Regions from separate parts of the Homo sapiens genome. Here region 2 is linked to region 1. Evidence: read pairs that join two places in POLR2A ChIA-PET (ENCODE). Cell type or tissue: B cell. All regions are shown on one strand.

Region 1 (8,000 bases):
ACTGTGTAAGATTACCAGAGCCCCAGCTTATCTGCTTTGTCTGTACCGAGACAGAAGGGGAGGGGTTACAGACTATGGTGCCTACTCCCATCACTGCTTCCCTCAGCCATAACAGGACAAGGGGGATCTTGAAAGCATCTTGAAAATTGTAAGGTGATCCAGATTTGGCCGTGTCTTTTACTTTGGCCATAGTGGTGTCCAATTATATTATAAATTAACTGATGGATTTATGCTGCCAGATCCTCAGAATGTTTGCCTTAGAAGATGACATCTATGCTTCCCCGATGCTTATTTTATTCATACAAGATTGGATTTGACACCCATCAGCATGCTTCATCTTTCACCTCAGAGATACTCAGAGTTGACTTGGGTTGACTAGTCAGGGTTGATTTAGATAGGGTTGATTTTCCCATTCCGTAAGTTTTTCTTTCTGAAGAATAAAACTTCCCCAGATAGAATTGTTTTTTCTTCAAAAATATAGGATAGTTGCTCTAGAACTTTCTTATCTGGAGACAGTTTAACTACAGTTGTATACAGACTTATGTCTATCATTCACACTCATAGCTGCCTCTGTGTTCATTGCTGCTGCAGCTAGCTCATTATAGAGACTGCCACCTCTTTCTCTTACTCGACTCTCCCAGTGCCTTCTGGCCACTACAGCTAGCTTAAAATGGCATTTCATACACCTTGGTCACCGGGAGAGTTTACTTCTATCTACTTTTTCATCCCCAGTAGAAAGTAAAAGCTTTCTTCCAATTGGTCTTCCTGTTGCAATTACTATTACTTTTCTGGGGGTGACTTTAAATCAAAACCGAAAATATGTTTATTCACAGTATAAACTTACGTGTCTAGAATAATAAGGAACAGAGAAGTGCTACCTACAAGAACCTTCCTTTCTCTTCTTACCACCACCTTTATAATATAGTAGCTAGAATATTACAAGAGAGATAGTGTGGGACACTATCAGCCTTAAAAACATCTTTATTAATTAGACCTATTTTACTTTTGTTAATATTTCCCAATTAAGTTGTCCAGAGTATGAAAAATTATATGCACAAAGATGTTCCAAGTGGTATTACTTCTTTTTTTTTTTTTTTTGAGACAGAGTCTCGATCTGTCACCCAAGCTGGAATACAGTGGCATGAGCTTGGCTCACTGCAACCTCCGCCTCCCATGGTGAAGTGATTCTCCTGCCTCAGCCTCCCGAGTAGCTGGGATTATAGGCGGGCATCACCATGCCCAGTTAATTTTTGTATTTTTAGCAGAGATGGGGTTTCACCACGTTGGCCAGGCTGGTCTCAAACTCCTGACCTCAGGTGATCCACCCACCTTGGCCTTCCAAAGTATGAGGATTACAGGCGTGAGCCACTGCACCCGGCTGCCCAAGTGGTATTACTTTTTTTTTTTTTTTTTTTGAGACAGGGTCTCACTCTGCCACAGAGATAATCAAATCTCTTCTTCTTCTTTTTTTTTTTTTTGAGACAAAGTCTTGCTCTGTTGCCCAGGCTGGAGTGCAGTGGCACAATCTTGGCTCACTGCAACCTCTGCCTCCCAGGTTCAAGCAATTCTTGTGCCTCAGCTTCCCAAGTAGCTGGGACTACAGGTGCATGCCATGAGGCCTGGCTTTTTATTATTATTATTATTTTTTTTTATTTTAGTAGAGACGTGGTTTCACCATGTTGCCCAGGCTGGTCCTGAACTCCTGAGCCCAGGCAATCCGCCCCCCTTGGCTTCCCAAAGTGCTAGGATTACAAGTGGTGAGCCACTGTGCCTGGCTACATGAGAAAGATTCTGTACCACCAGAAAACATACACTGAAAATGACAAGTGAAGAAAATACCTCTATAAATGTTTAAATGGCCCACCAGGGCAGAAATATACCTGAAGTTTTTATTATCTTCTCAGGATTGATTATGGGTTTGACAAACCAAACATTGGTCATAAACCATTTTCGCATTTAGAACATTCGCCACACACACGCACACATTTATATGCAATTGGGATTACTTAGTCTCATCTATGATGAGTCACTGACTGCAGAGCTTTTAGTAATGGAAACTTCGACGACTCAGGAAGGGCCAGGTGGGTCAAAGCTCTCCATGAGTCCATGGATAACATTGGACTTAATATCCTCCTAAATGCCAATTTTGTCTCTCCAATTTAGATGCATAGAACTGTTTATTAGAATGAGTTATCATAGGTAATTTGACTTTGGACCATGGAGTTCATTCAAATTGCGTATCTAAACAATGTTAGTATTAGCTGATTTAGCATGAAAATCTGGCATGGTTATTTTCTTGGTATTCAATTAAATTTTGTCCTGCTTGGGTTAGCAGTTTTAGAATTAGTAAAAAATACATATATACGTATATAGGGCTTTCCCCCCCGCCAATAAAAGACATCCATCTAGAAGCAGTGGCTCATGCCTGTAATTCCAACACTTTGGGCGGCACAGGCAGGAGGATCACTTGAGCCTAGAAGTTCGATGCTGCAGTGAGCTATGATGGCACCACTGCAGTACAGCCTGGGTGACACAGTGAGATCATCTCTCTAAAAAAGAAAAAAAAAAAGAGGCTGAGTGTGGTGGCTCATGCTTGTAATCCCAGAATTTTGGGAGGCTGAGGTGGGAGGATTGCTTGAGCCCAGGAGTTCAAGATCAGCTTGGGCAACAAAAGGAGACCTCATCTCTGCAAATAATTTTTAAAATTAGCCCGAGGTGGTAACACACACTTGTGGTGCCAGCTACTCAGGAGGCTGAGGTGGGAGGATCACCTGAGCCAGGAGGTTAAGGCTGCAGTGAGCCATGATCATGACACTGCACTCCAGCCTAGGGAACAGACTGAGGAGGCCCTGTCTTAAAAAAAAGGCCAGGAGCAGTGGCTCATGCCTGTAATCCCAGCACTTCGGGAGGCCAAGGCAAGCAGATCACATGAGGCCAGGAGTTTGAGACCAGCTGGACAACAAAACCCTGTCTCTACTAAATATACAAAAATTAGCCAGGTGTGGTGGCACGTGCCTATAATCCCAGCTACTCGGGAGGCTGAGGCAGGAGAATCGCTTGAACCTGGGAGGCAGAGTTTGCAGCGAGCTGAAATCAGGCCACTGCACACTAGCCTGGATGACAGAGTGAGACTCTGTGTGGAGGAAAAAAAAAAAAAAAAAAAAAAAAACAAGCAATAACCAGAAAAAGTAGAAAATTTAAAACAAAGTATCACATCACTGTAGAATTTCTTCAGAGAAGTTCAAAATGAGGCCAGGCATGGTGGCTCACACCTGTAATCCCAGCACTTTGGGAGGCCAAGGCAGGCGGATCACTTGAGATCAGGTGTTCAAGACCAGCCTAGACAACACAGCAAAACCTTGTCTCTGCTAAAAATACAAAAATTAGCTGGGCATGGTGGCGTACGTCTGTAGTCCCAACTACTTGGGAGACTGAAGCAGAAGGATCACTTGAACCCGGGAGGCAGAGGCTGCAGTGGGCCAAGATTGCACTGCTGTACTCCAGCCTGGGTGACAGAGCACGACTCTGTCTCAAGAAAAAAAAAAATTAGCTTTTGGTGCAGATTTAATAATGTTTCTTTAATGAACTCAACCTAAAATTACAAGACAAAACAGCATTTAAGTCATTTCAATCAAGAATGATGTTTGAATCACAAGTAATGGCAAGCTACGTCATATACTTCCTGTGCTATAAAAAGTTAAAACAAGAAGTAATACCTCCATTCCCCCACAAACTATAGTTTCAGAAGTGCCTTCCAGACCTTGTTGCAACCACAAAGAAACTTCCATATTTCAAAGTCCATTAACTGTGCAATTGAGGAGATCCCACCTAATTTAATTGGAAGTGACTGATCTATAGTGTTTGATCTATTTAATCTATAATAATGTTAAAAGGAAAAAATATGAGAAGAATCTAATATAATTATATAAATGTTTTCCAAGCAAAGAATATGCTCAATTAAAGTCATATACAGATGCTCCTCGACTTACAACAGGGTTAGGTCCTGAAAAACCCATCTTAAGTTGAAAATATTGTAAATTGAAAATGCATTTAACCTAACCTACTGAACATCAATAGCTTAACCTAGCCTACCTCAAACATGCTCAGAATGCTTACATAGCCTACAGTTGGGGAAAATCATCCAACACAAAGTCTATTTTATAATGAAGTGTTGAATATCTCATGTAATTTACTGATACAACACTGAAGTGAAAAACAGAAAGATCATATGGGTACTCAAAGATCGGTTTCTACTGAATGCATATCACTTTTTTGCACCATGGAAAGTGGAAAAACCCTAAGTTGAACCAACATAAATTAGGGACCATCTGTACTCATAGACTGCTATTAGTATTTCAATATTAATATATTGGCGGTACCTAGCTATGTGGAAAGACATTTTCAAAGATAAGGTATGTAAAATCTCATTACAAATCAGATTTAACAGATGAACTGACTGATGAACACTTAATTTTGATCCCAATAAAGCAAAATGTTATCCCAATAAAAACAATTCCATCATTCTTACTAGTAGAACTGTATTACCAAAAAACATACTATATTTTGAACTTCATAAAAATTTTCACCAAAAATTTGCAGAAATTTGTTTTCTTTTTTGATATACAAGTACTTACTTAATATCCTCAATTTCACCTCCTGACTGACAAAGCCCAAAGTATTTATTAGCTAGAACTTTTACAGAAAATATTTGGTGATCTCTGGGATTTATACTTTTTTAAAAGTATGACTGGACAACTGGTTATCCATATTTTTTTTTAAATAGTAATAAAATTAGATTTTTGCCAGGCATGGTGGCTCACACCTATAATCCCAGAACTTTGGGAGGACAAGGAGGGCAGATCACTTGAGGCCAGGACTTCGAGACCAGCCTGGCCAACATGGTAAAACCCTGTCTCTGCTAAAAATACAAAAATTAGCCAGGCGTGGTGGTGCATGCCTGTAGTTCCAGCTACTCAGGAGGCTGAGGTGGGAGTCGCTTGAACCCGGGAGGCAGAGGTTGCAGTGAGCTGAGATCATGCCACTGCACCCCACCCTGGGTGATGGAGTGAGACCTGGTCTTAAAAAAAAAAAAAAAAATTAGATTTCTTAATGTAAAAAACTATAATAAAATTTTTAGAATAAGATACAAAAAGTGCAAACCATAAAAGATCAATAACTGATTCAATGTTTGACTTTATAAACAAGGAGCAAACATAAGCTATGGACTTAGAGAATACATTTGCAACTCATATAATCGACAAAAAATTAGCATTCAAAATAAAATGAATTTTTACAAGTCAAATTTATAAAAAGAAAAAACAACCCAATAGAAAAGCAGGCAATTTATAAAAGGAGAAATCCTGATGTCTACAAACTATGAAATAATGTCTGATCTTATTAGTAATAAGGGGAAATACAAATTTTTTAAGTTTTTCGTTTTGTTTTTTTTTTTTGAGACGGAGTCTCGCTCTGTCACCCAGGTTAGAGTGCAATGGCGTGATCATGGCTCATGCAACCTCCGCCTCCCCGGGTTCAAGCGATACTCCCACCTCAGCCTCCCGAGTAGCCAGGATTACAGGCACCCATGATCATGCCTGGCTAATTTACTATTTTTGTAGAGATGGGGTTTCACCATGTTGGCCAGGCTGGTCTTGCACTCCTGACCTCAGGTGATTCGCCCACCTTGGCTTCCCAAAGTGCTGGAATTACAGGCATGTGCCACTGCGCCCAGCCTAAAAAGATTTTTTAAGAAAGAAAAATATAGGCTGATCTGAATTCAGTGGTATTCACAACTAAATGATGCCTTCTCCACTCCCACTGCTTCACTTGACTAACCTTTAAAAAAAAGTGAGAAATACAATTTTCCACAGATAGTAATTTTTTTTAAAACCTAACAATATCGACCAAGCATGATAGCTCACGCCTGTATTCCCAGCACTTTGGGAGGCCAAGAGGGCGGATCAGGAGGTCAGGAGAACGAGACCATCCTGGCCAACATGGTGAGACCCCATCTCTACTAAATATACAAAAAAAAAAAAAATTAGCTGGGCATGGTGGCAGGCACCTGTAGTTTCAGCTACTCAGGAGGCTGAGGCAGAAGAATTACTAGAACCCAGGAGGCAGAGGTTGCAGTGAGCCAAGATTTTGCCACTGCACAGCCTGGGCGACAGAGCAAGACTCCATCTCAAAAAAAAAAAGAAAAATTTCTTAAAATTAGCTGGGCGTGGTGGCAGTCCCAGCCACTCCAGAGGCTGAGGCAGGAGGGCCCCTTGAGCCCAGGACTTCTAGGTTACAGTAAGCTATGATTTCACCACTGCACTCCAGCCTGGATAACAGAGTGAGACCTTATCTTTAAAAAAAAGAAAAGAAAAAAACTAACAGTATCAATAACTGCTAAAAATGTAAGAACGTAAAGAAGCAGGAACTCTCATGTTCTATTGGTGTCAATGTAAAAAAGCACAACCCATTAGAAGAGTACTAATGGCAATATCTAGTGAGGTTAAAAATGAGTATGCCCAGTCATTTCACTTATAGGTATCATTTCACTCATAGGTATGTGCCCTAGATAAATTCTCAAACGTGTGCACAAGGAACCATATACAGTCCTCTGAAATGCTAGAAACAACTTAAATGAAAAACAAAAAGAAAAAAGCTAAATTGTGGCATAGTCATAAAACAAAATATAACAGAAAACTGTAACCAAATGACAATAGGAAAATAGATAATAACGATGTATTCATCAACAAAATATTAAACATTGGTTAACACAAATAACTAGAATTACACTTATTGACATGGATAAATCTCAAAAGCAATGTTAAACCAAAAAAAAAAAAAGATTATGAGACATCTAATGTGATACCTTTCTATTTCTATAATGCTTTAAAACATGCAAAAACAATGATATATACTGTTTAAAAAGTATGTTTAATAAAAAGTATACAACTATAGATAGAACTAGTACGGTATATACATGAAATTTAGATAGTGGTTAACACTGAAAAAAGAAGGCAGAGAAGGTAATGGGAAGAGGCAATATAAAGAGGGCTTCAGCTGTTATCTGTAAGGTTTTGTTTCTATATATATGTATGTTTTATATATACATATATGCCATATATATTCAAAGACAGAGTCTCAGTCTGTCGCTCAGGCTGCAGCACAATGATGCGATCATAGCTTACTGTAACCTCAAACTCCTGGGCTCCTGCAATACTCCTGCCTCAGCCTACCAAAGCACTGGGATTACAGGCATCATGAGCCACTGTGCCCAGCCTAAACATTATGTTTTGATCCAGACAAAAAGCAAGAAATAAAGTAACCAAAAAAAAAGACTGAAAAGTATATCCTTATGTAACAAGCCAAAGGAGAAAAGGAAGAAGACAGAAATGGAAGCAAGACTTTAAAACAGGCACTATTCTAGGCACTGGCGATATAAGCAGTAAACAAAACTAATTCCTTGCCCTTGTGATGAAACATTCCAGTGCAAGAGAAAGACAATGCACAAGTAAATTTATGTCAAATGACAATAAGTGCTATAAAAAAAAAGAGTAAGAAAAAACATGGAGGTAGGAAAACAAAATTTATTTTATACAGGCTGATATTTAAAGTCATGAGACCGGACAACATACAGAGTAAGGGTAGATGAGAAGTCTGAAAATTGAGCCCTAGATAATCCAAAATTTAGAAGTCAGGGAAATAAGAAGAGATCTGTGAATAAGCAGGAAGAGAACTATGAACAGTGGTGACCTGAAAGTCAACTGATCAAAGCATTTCAAGAAGAATGGTGAACTATGCAGTATGATGCTGATAGGTTGAGTAAGATAACTTGAGAATTGACTAATGTAAAGATATTGGTGACCTTGAACTAGCTATTTCAGTGTAACAATAGTGGCAGAAGTCTACTCTGAGTGAGCTTACAGAATAATGGAAACAGATGAATTACAAACTGCAAGTACAGATAACTCAACAAGTTTTGCTACAGTTACCAGAGAAACTGAATA
Region 2 (8,000 bases), 620 kb before region 1:
TGTCTAGCTGTTGTAGATCAGTTTTAAGGAATCCTAAAAAGTCAAATTCCAGTAATATTAAATACAGCAATTGGTTTACACTAAGTGTTAAGTGATTTAGGGGTTTTTACCGTGTATATATATCACCGCAAGATATTTATGTAATGGGAAAGTACTTGGGGGAGAAAAAGAAAGTACTTGAATCCCTATTCTTGAAGTATTGGATGCAAAGAGATTTAGGGTGTTTGTCAAATTAGAAAGTAGAAACAAATTTGTCGCACCCTCTACCCAACTCCCTTATTCCTAAATGTTTAAAAATAATACAGAGGAAATCTGCCCAGCGAAGGCAATCTTGGAAGGACAGTGAGTGGGAGGATAAGCCAGGAAAGGCTGAAGAAGGGAGGTCCATGAGAGGGGGAGGCCAGGTAGGCAGCCCAGCCCTGAAAGGCATATGTAAAACAGCTTGAGGTACCCCTGTGTCACTGTCAAGAGCTTTGTTATGTGCTAAATTGAGGGAGGCACTTTGTTAAAAGAGTGTAATATTCATTGAACAACAAACCATGTTACATTTTCTAATCTGAATATATAAAAATAAGGATAGGTGTCTCTCAATTTTGCAGTAGTTATATAGTTTGAGATTCGCCAGTCTTCTTCCCCGACCTATACTTTTTGATTGATACATTTGAAATTTTAAAATCCTGAGAAAATAAGTTTGTATAGCATTGAATGCAAGTATAGCTCTGCTTTTAGAGTCAGATTGTCCTGTGTTCAAATTCTGGCTCTGCCGCTTACATGTAAAATATGAAAAAGGAAAGAATTTATCAGATTGTTTTGGGGAGCTTTTTTGACAAATAAGAAAATGTAACATTTTGGATATTTCAAATTGTGTCTGCATAAAGCTTTCTTCAAGATACCTTTTTTTTTTTTTTTTTTTGGCTGGGCACAGTGGCTCACACCTGTCATCCCAGCACTTAGGTGGCAGAGGCAGGAGGATCACTTGACCCCAGGAATTCGAGACCAGCCTGGGCAACAAAGTGAGACCCCCATCTCTATTAAAATACCAAACAAAAACAAAAAACAAACAAAACCAAAAACCCTCTTTTGTTGTTAAAAGGATTGGTTTATCCTGTAGAATGCACTAAAAATAACCCCCTTCCTTATAAAAAATCTAGAATGTACTGCTTATTTTTAAGCATGCAATGCTATAATGTTTTGTGGGGGATGGGCTTGTTTTTTTTAGAGATGGAGTCTCACTTTGCCCAGGCTAGTTTCGAACTCCTGGGCTCAAGTGATCCTCCCACCATGTCTCCCAGTGTTGGGATTACGGATGTGAGTCACTGTGCCCTGCCTGTAATGGTATATTAATGCCTCATTTTCCTGATAACTTACGAAGTTAAATTTAGATAATTAAAGGGTTGTGTTTTTTTATTAGCATTTTGTTTAACATTTGGGTGGAAAATATCTCCAAATTTATTTCACGTATCTAGGCCTTATTATACAATTATTCAGCTTTTAACAATTTACCTTTTTGAAGTTTTATCCCTCCCCTTCTTTATGCTCAAGAAGTTCAGCCTTCTTATTGAGGGGCAGATCAACTAACTCCACCTTTGTTAATAAAGCCTTCACTGACCATTTTTTTCCTGTCTCTGCTGATTTGTCATGTACAGTTTTTTTGTGTTTGTAACATTTATCTGGAAATCATATATTGCCTTATTAGCTTTTGTTGCTTTAACAGTTGTTTCTCCACATCAGTTTCCTCAAGAATGAGAATGATACATTAAACTTGTAAGATATCTTAGTGGAGTAGAATGTTACCTTCCATATTGTAGACACCCAGTGAATATTTGATGATAGACTAAATTAGAACTGTGACTTCTTACCTTGTAAGGTCACCATCATAATTGTCCTCATCAGTTCTTACAGCAACATAATTGATGTCTCCTCCTCATTCATTTTATACCATGTTGCCAGATAAATTTCATCCCGGATCAGATCACTTGCCTCATAATCCTTAATGATTGTTATTATTATTATTATTATTTTTTGAAACAGAGTCTTCACTCTGTTGCCCAGGCTGGAGTGCAGTGGTGCCACCTCAGCTCACTGCAGCCTCCGCCTCCCGGGTCCGAGCAATTCTCCTGCCTCAGCCTCCCGAGTAGCTGGGATTACAGGCATGCGCCACCACACCCAGCTAATTTTTGTATTTTTAATAGAAATGGGGTTTCACCATATTGCTCAGGCTGGTGTGCAACTCCTAACCTCAGGTAATCCACTCACCTTGGCCTCCGTAAGAGCTGGGATTACAGGCGTGAGCCACCACGCCCGGCCCTTAATGATTCTTTATTAGGACTAACCACTGAAGATATCTGACTTAGCATTCAAAGTCATGATTTGGCTCTACATATACTTTTTCAGCTCTTCATAGCCTTGTGCTTTCTTTTATACAACCTGTATACTCCAGTCATACTGAGCAGTTTGCTGTATTCCATGTATGTCTTCTGCTTTCCTGTCTTTGCCCATTCTGTATCCATTGCCCAGAATGTTCTTCCTTAATCCTTCCCAGTCTCATTTCTAATATCCAGGGCCCAGTTCAAATGCCAAGAATCCACGAATTCTGATTTCTCCTACATACACTTTTCTTAATCTGAACTCCTTTATTCATGCACCATTCTTAAGACACTTTACCCTTTTAATTTTAATTATTTGTGACAGTGTCACATCTGCTCTTTTAGAATTCAAGTCTGGTTCATTTTCACATTGCTAGAACTACAATTTTCACAAAGCACGCACTTATACTTTAGTGAATGTAATGATCAGCATTTTGCTGTAAGAGTGTGCAATTGTATGGTTGTTAGTGTCTATTAAGCATTCCCAGAATCCTGTGCTTTAGTGTTTGGCCTATCACTTCTAATTTATAAAGTACGTTGAGCTTTGGGAAAGTTAATTTCATTATATATTTTTTGAATTTGTTTTTTTTTTTGTTTGTTTGTTTGAGACGAAGTCTCGCTGTGTCACCCAGGCTGGAGTGCAGTGGCGCGATCTCAGCTCACTGCAAGCTCCGCCTCCCGGGTTCACGCCATTCTCCTGCCTCAGCCTGTCCCGAGTAGCTGGGACTACAGGTGCCCGCCACCACACCTGGCTAATTTTTTGTATTTTTAGTAGGGACGGGGTTTCACCGTGGTCTTGATCTCCTGACCTTGTGATCCTCCTGCCTCGGCCTCCCAAAGTGCTGGGATTACAAGCGTGAGCCACCGCGCCCAGCCTGAATTTGGTTTTGTGTTCCATGAAGTTCAGCTTGCCTAGGTGACTTTTATAAATAAGTAACCAGTTATTTGTTATTTGTGTGACCCCATTGTTGCAGGATTTTTCTTTGTTTCTGCCTGACCTCTCATTCTGAATGTGCTTTAATAAAGGCTGATTTTTTGGCATTAAGATTGTATGCATCACTAAGAGTAAGATAGTCTGTTCAGAGTTTAATTCTAGAGCTAATTATAGGGTAACTTGAGAAGATGGAGATGGGATGGTGAGTTACTTGGTACATAAGATCTGAGCACTTGATTTTCTTAAAATATTTTTTAGGTAATAGTAGAAACCTTTGTTGCAGAATTTTGATCTTTAAAAGTTTTAATAGAAATACTTATGTAGATTGGGATTCTTTTTCTTTCTTTGAGACATAATCTTACTCTGTTGCCTAGGCTGAATGTAGTGGCATGGTCACGGCTCACTGAAGCCTCAACCTCACGGGCCCAAGCCATCCTCCCACCTCAGCCTCCTGAGTAGCTGGGACTATAGGCGTGCACCACTTTGCCTGGCTAATTTTTATTTTTTGTAGAGACGGGTCAAGCAGTCCTCCCATCTCAGTCTCCTGAATAGCTGGGACCACAGGTGCATACCACCACACCCAGCTATTTTTTGTATTTTTAGTAGAGACGGGGTCTCACTATATTGCCCAGGCTGGTCTCAAACTCCTGAACTCAAGCAGTCCACCCACCTCGGCCTCCCAAAGTGCTGAGATTACAAGTGTGAGCCACCATGCCCACCCAACAGCCTTTTTTTTTGGAGATGGAGTCTTACTCCATCGCCCAGGCTGGAGTGCAGTGGTGCAGTCTCAGCCCACTGCAACTTCTGCCACCTGGGTTCAAGCGATTCTCATGCCTCAGCCTCCTGAGTAGCTGGGATTAGAGGCAAGCACCACCACACCTGGCTAATTTTTTGTATTTTTAGTAGAGATGGGGTTTCACCATGTTGGCCAGACTGGTCTTAACTCCTGACCTCGTGATCCACCCACCTAGGCCTACCAAAGTGCTGAGATTACAGGCGTGAGCTACTGGGCTGGACACCAACAGCCTATTTTTAATAACCCATATGAGTACAGGACAGAAATACATCCCTAACTCTGTACCTGAAGTAAGGAAGGTAATACATAAAAGACATATTTGCAAACGACTTGAGGCAAGAAAAGAAATACAACACATCTCTAATTCTGATTGTATCTGCAATCAACCTCTTATCACTTCCCTCTTCATGTGCAGAATTTACCTTGGCTGAGACACAGTCAAGAAAGAAGACAGGTGGCCAGGCACAGTGGCTCACACCTGTAATCTCAGTACTTTGGGAGGCTGAGGTGGGCGGGTCACCTGAGGTTAGGAGTTTGAGACCAGCCTGACCAACATAGAGAAACCCCGTCTCTACTAAAAATGCAAAAATAGCCGGGTGTGGTGGCACATGCCTGTAATCCCAGCTACTTGGGAGGCTGAGGCAGGAGAATCTCTTGAACCCAGGAGGTGGAGGTTGTGTTGAGGCTAGGTTGCGCTGTTGCACTCTAGCCTGGGCAACAAGAGTGAAACTCCATCTCAACAACAACAACAAAAAAGAAGACGACAGGCTGTGTGCAGTGGCTCATACCTGTACACCAGCACTTTGGAAGGCCAAGTGGGAAGGATTGCTTGAGCCCAGGAGTTCGAAACCAGCCTGGGCAAAATAGCGAGATCTCGTCTCTACAAAAAAATAAAAAATTAGTCAGGTGTGTTGGCACATGCCTGTAGTCCCAGCTATAGGCTGAGGCAGAAGGAATGCTTGAGCTCAGGAGTTGGAAGGTATAATGAGCTGTGATGGCACCATTGCACTCCAGCCTGGGCAACAGAGTGAATGGGGGCATGGGGAAGGCCAGGTGTGGTGGCTCACACCTGTAATCTCAGCGCTTTGGTAGGCTGAGGCGGGAGGATTGCTTGCATCCAGGAGTTTGAGACCAGTCTAGGCAACACAGTGAGACTCCCATTTCTACAAGAAAATATTTAGGCTGTAAGTGGAGAGTTATTGTTTAGTGGGTAGAGTTTTCTGTTTTATAAGATGAAAAGTTATGGAGATGGATAGTTTAATGGCTACATAACTTTATGTAATACCACTGAACTATACACTGAAAAATTGGAGCTGGGCTTGTGCCTGTGGTCCCAGTTAATCAGGAAGCTGAGGCAGGAGGGTTACCTGAGCCCAGGAGTTCGAGGCTGCAGTGAGTTATAATTGAGCCACTGCATTCCAGCCTAGGCAGCAGAGTGAGACCTTATCTCTTAAAAAAAAAAAAAAAAAGGAAAAAATAATAGGCTGTAAACAGTTGATTCCTTACCAGTAACTTTTAATATTGAATTAACAAATATTTATGGTATTTTTAACATGCTCAGAGTTCAGGCTTTTTTCAGCTGTGATCTAAATGAAAGTGAGAGTGAGGTGGTGAGAGAAGTCAGTGGAAATGTGAGTGAAAGATTGAGGAAGAGCTGGCTTAGATAGCCACAGTGTGTAGTTATTTTTTTTTTTAGAGACGGGGTTTCACCTTGTTGCCTAGGCTGGAGTGCAGTGGCTATTCACAGGTATGATCATAGCACACTACAGCCGCAAACTCTTGAGCTCAAGCCAACCTCCTGGTTCAGCCTCCCAAGTAGCTGGGACCACAGGCTCATGCCACCACATCCAGTCAAAGTGTCTGGGTTTTTTGGTTTTCAATTAGGTTCCTCAGGTTAAATGGAAGTATGTGGTTTTTTGTTTTTTTGTTTTTTTTTTTTGTAAAGACAGTGTCTCATTATGTTGGCCAGGCTGGTCTTGAACTCCTGGCCCCAAGCCATCCTCCTGCCTCACCCTCCTAAAGTGAAGTGCTGGAATAACAGGCATGAGCTGCTAGGCCTGGCCAAAGTTGAAAAGTAAAGTGATAAGGGAGAAGTAAATGTATTTTATCCTCTTGGAGAATTTGCTTGACCTATTGATTTTTATATTCAAATTGGCCTTTTGAACTCTTAGATGAGTTCCTTATTTTGACAATGAATGCGTGTGTCCCTATCTTTTAATTAAATTGCCAGCCTAGAGTGTACTCCCAGGGGCCAAATGAGTAATTATCTTGTTACTTAATCTAGAAAGCATACTGTAAGGTAACTAAAGGATCTGAAAGTGTGGGAATGAAGAAAGCAACCCTCCAAATATATTTGCTTCTAAAACTCTTAAAATTTTCTGAACACTCATAAAGTTGAATGGCTTTAAGAAGAGTGAGACTTTATAATTGACCCAGTTAGTTAAAGTTACATGTAATTTTGTATAACAGTTTAAACCTTATTTTTGTGGAAGAAAAAGAAGCAGTTTACCATAATTGAGTAGCGAGGCCTTAAGGGTAAGAAATACCATGCTTGATACCTAGTTTCTTCTTTTTTTTTTTTTTTTTTTTTTGAGATGGAGCTTCGCTCTTGTTGCTCAGGTTGGAGTGCAGTGTCACGAGAAAATACATTTACAGTGCTATACTGTATTTTCTTTTTCTTTTTTTTTTTTTTGGCTTTGAGATGGAGTCTTGCTCTGTCACCCTGGCTGGAGTGCAGTGGCACGATCTTGGCTCATTGCAACCTCTGCCTCCTGGGTTGAAGCGATTCTCCTGCCTCAGCCTCCCGGGTAGCTGGGATTATAGGCGGCGCCACCATGCCTGGCTAATTTTGTATTTTTAGTAGAGGCAGGGTTTCTCCATGTCAGGCTGGTGTCGAACTCCCGACCTCAGGTGATCCGCTCGCCTCGGCCTCACAAAGTGCTGGGATTACTGGCGTCAGCCACGGCGCCCGGCCTCTAGTTTCTTCTATCAGTTAGCAAGTATGTTTTAAGCTCAACGGGGAAAGGAGAAATGATGAGTCTCTTACCCCTAGGAGCCTACAGTTAAGGGATAAGACATGAAGCAATTATGAGGTCAGCATGAAATAGTACATAATCAATTATTAAATGGTTTTGTATATAGTTTTGAAGTTGTGTGATCAGTTTGTGATAGGGCAGTGAATCACAAATGTACTTTTTAGCTTCTGTATCCTTTGGATAATCTTACTTGGAACTTGAGTATAAAAAATGAATAAAAACAACAGAGCTGCCCTGATTAAATTGAGTGGTGGAGCTTGGAGTCAAAAAGATAGCCTTCTGTATTCACAGGTTCCACATCCTCTGATCCATCCAATCACAGAAAATATTTGGGAAAGAAAACAATAAAAAATAATACAAGAGCTAATACAAATTAAAAAAATATATAGTGTAACTATTACATAACATTGTATTAGGTATTATAAGTAATCTAGCGATGATTTAAAGTATATGGGAGGGTGTACAGGTTATGTGCAAATATGCCATTTTATATAAGGGACTTGGGCATCTGAGGATTTTGGTGTTCAAGGATTTTGGAGTCAGTCGGGTCGGACTAATTGTTAGATGGTGGACATGAATTTAGAGGTCATTGAGTTGTGTAATTTTGTACAGTAAAAGTATGTGTGTGTAAATTTTAATTAAAATGTATTATACAGAAACTAGTGTATCTTTAACAGAATATCTTGAGTTTCTTTTGATTGACTGATTGATTGGTCGATTGATTGAGATAGGGCTCTCGCTGTGTTACCCAGGATAGCATTGGGCTCAAGTGATCTTCCTGCCTCAGCCTCCCAAAGCTCTGGGATTACAGGTGTGAGCCACTGCACCCAGCAGGTTTCTTAATTACGTAGGCTAGTGCACTTGCAAAA

What was found. ChIA-PET counts read pairs that join two places held together with the same protein. Peaks named below come from ENCODE experiments on the same cell type or tissue, not always from the same donor. Only the 100,000 strongest peaks of a DNase experiment are listed, where the experiment ranks them.
Region 2: POLR2A ChIA-PET joins it to region 1 with 7 read pairs; 4 of 35 experiments call an interaction of 5 or more read pairs at or near these places.

What each region holds. Positions count from the first base shown.
Region 1 is chr1:51,859,870-51,867,869 of GRCh38, forward strand. The region is part of intron 1 of NRDC (nardilysin convertase); the gene reads right to left. It also overlaps the pseudogene TSEN15P2. Among named protein-coding and RNA genes, the nearest start is that of NRDC, 15 kb to the right of the region's middle. In B cell, no CTCF peak of the experiment used is centred here; a DNase peak (open chromatin) is centred at 3,702; H3K27ac peaks cover 652 bases.
Region 2 is chr1:51,241,432-51,249,431 of GRCh38, forward strand. The region is part of intron 1 of RNF11 (ring finger protein 11); the gene reads left to right. Among named protein-coding and RNA genes, the nearest start is that of RNF11, 9.2 kb to the left of the region's middle. In B cell, no CTCF peak of the experiment used is centred here; no DNase peak of the experiment used is centred here.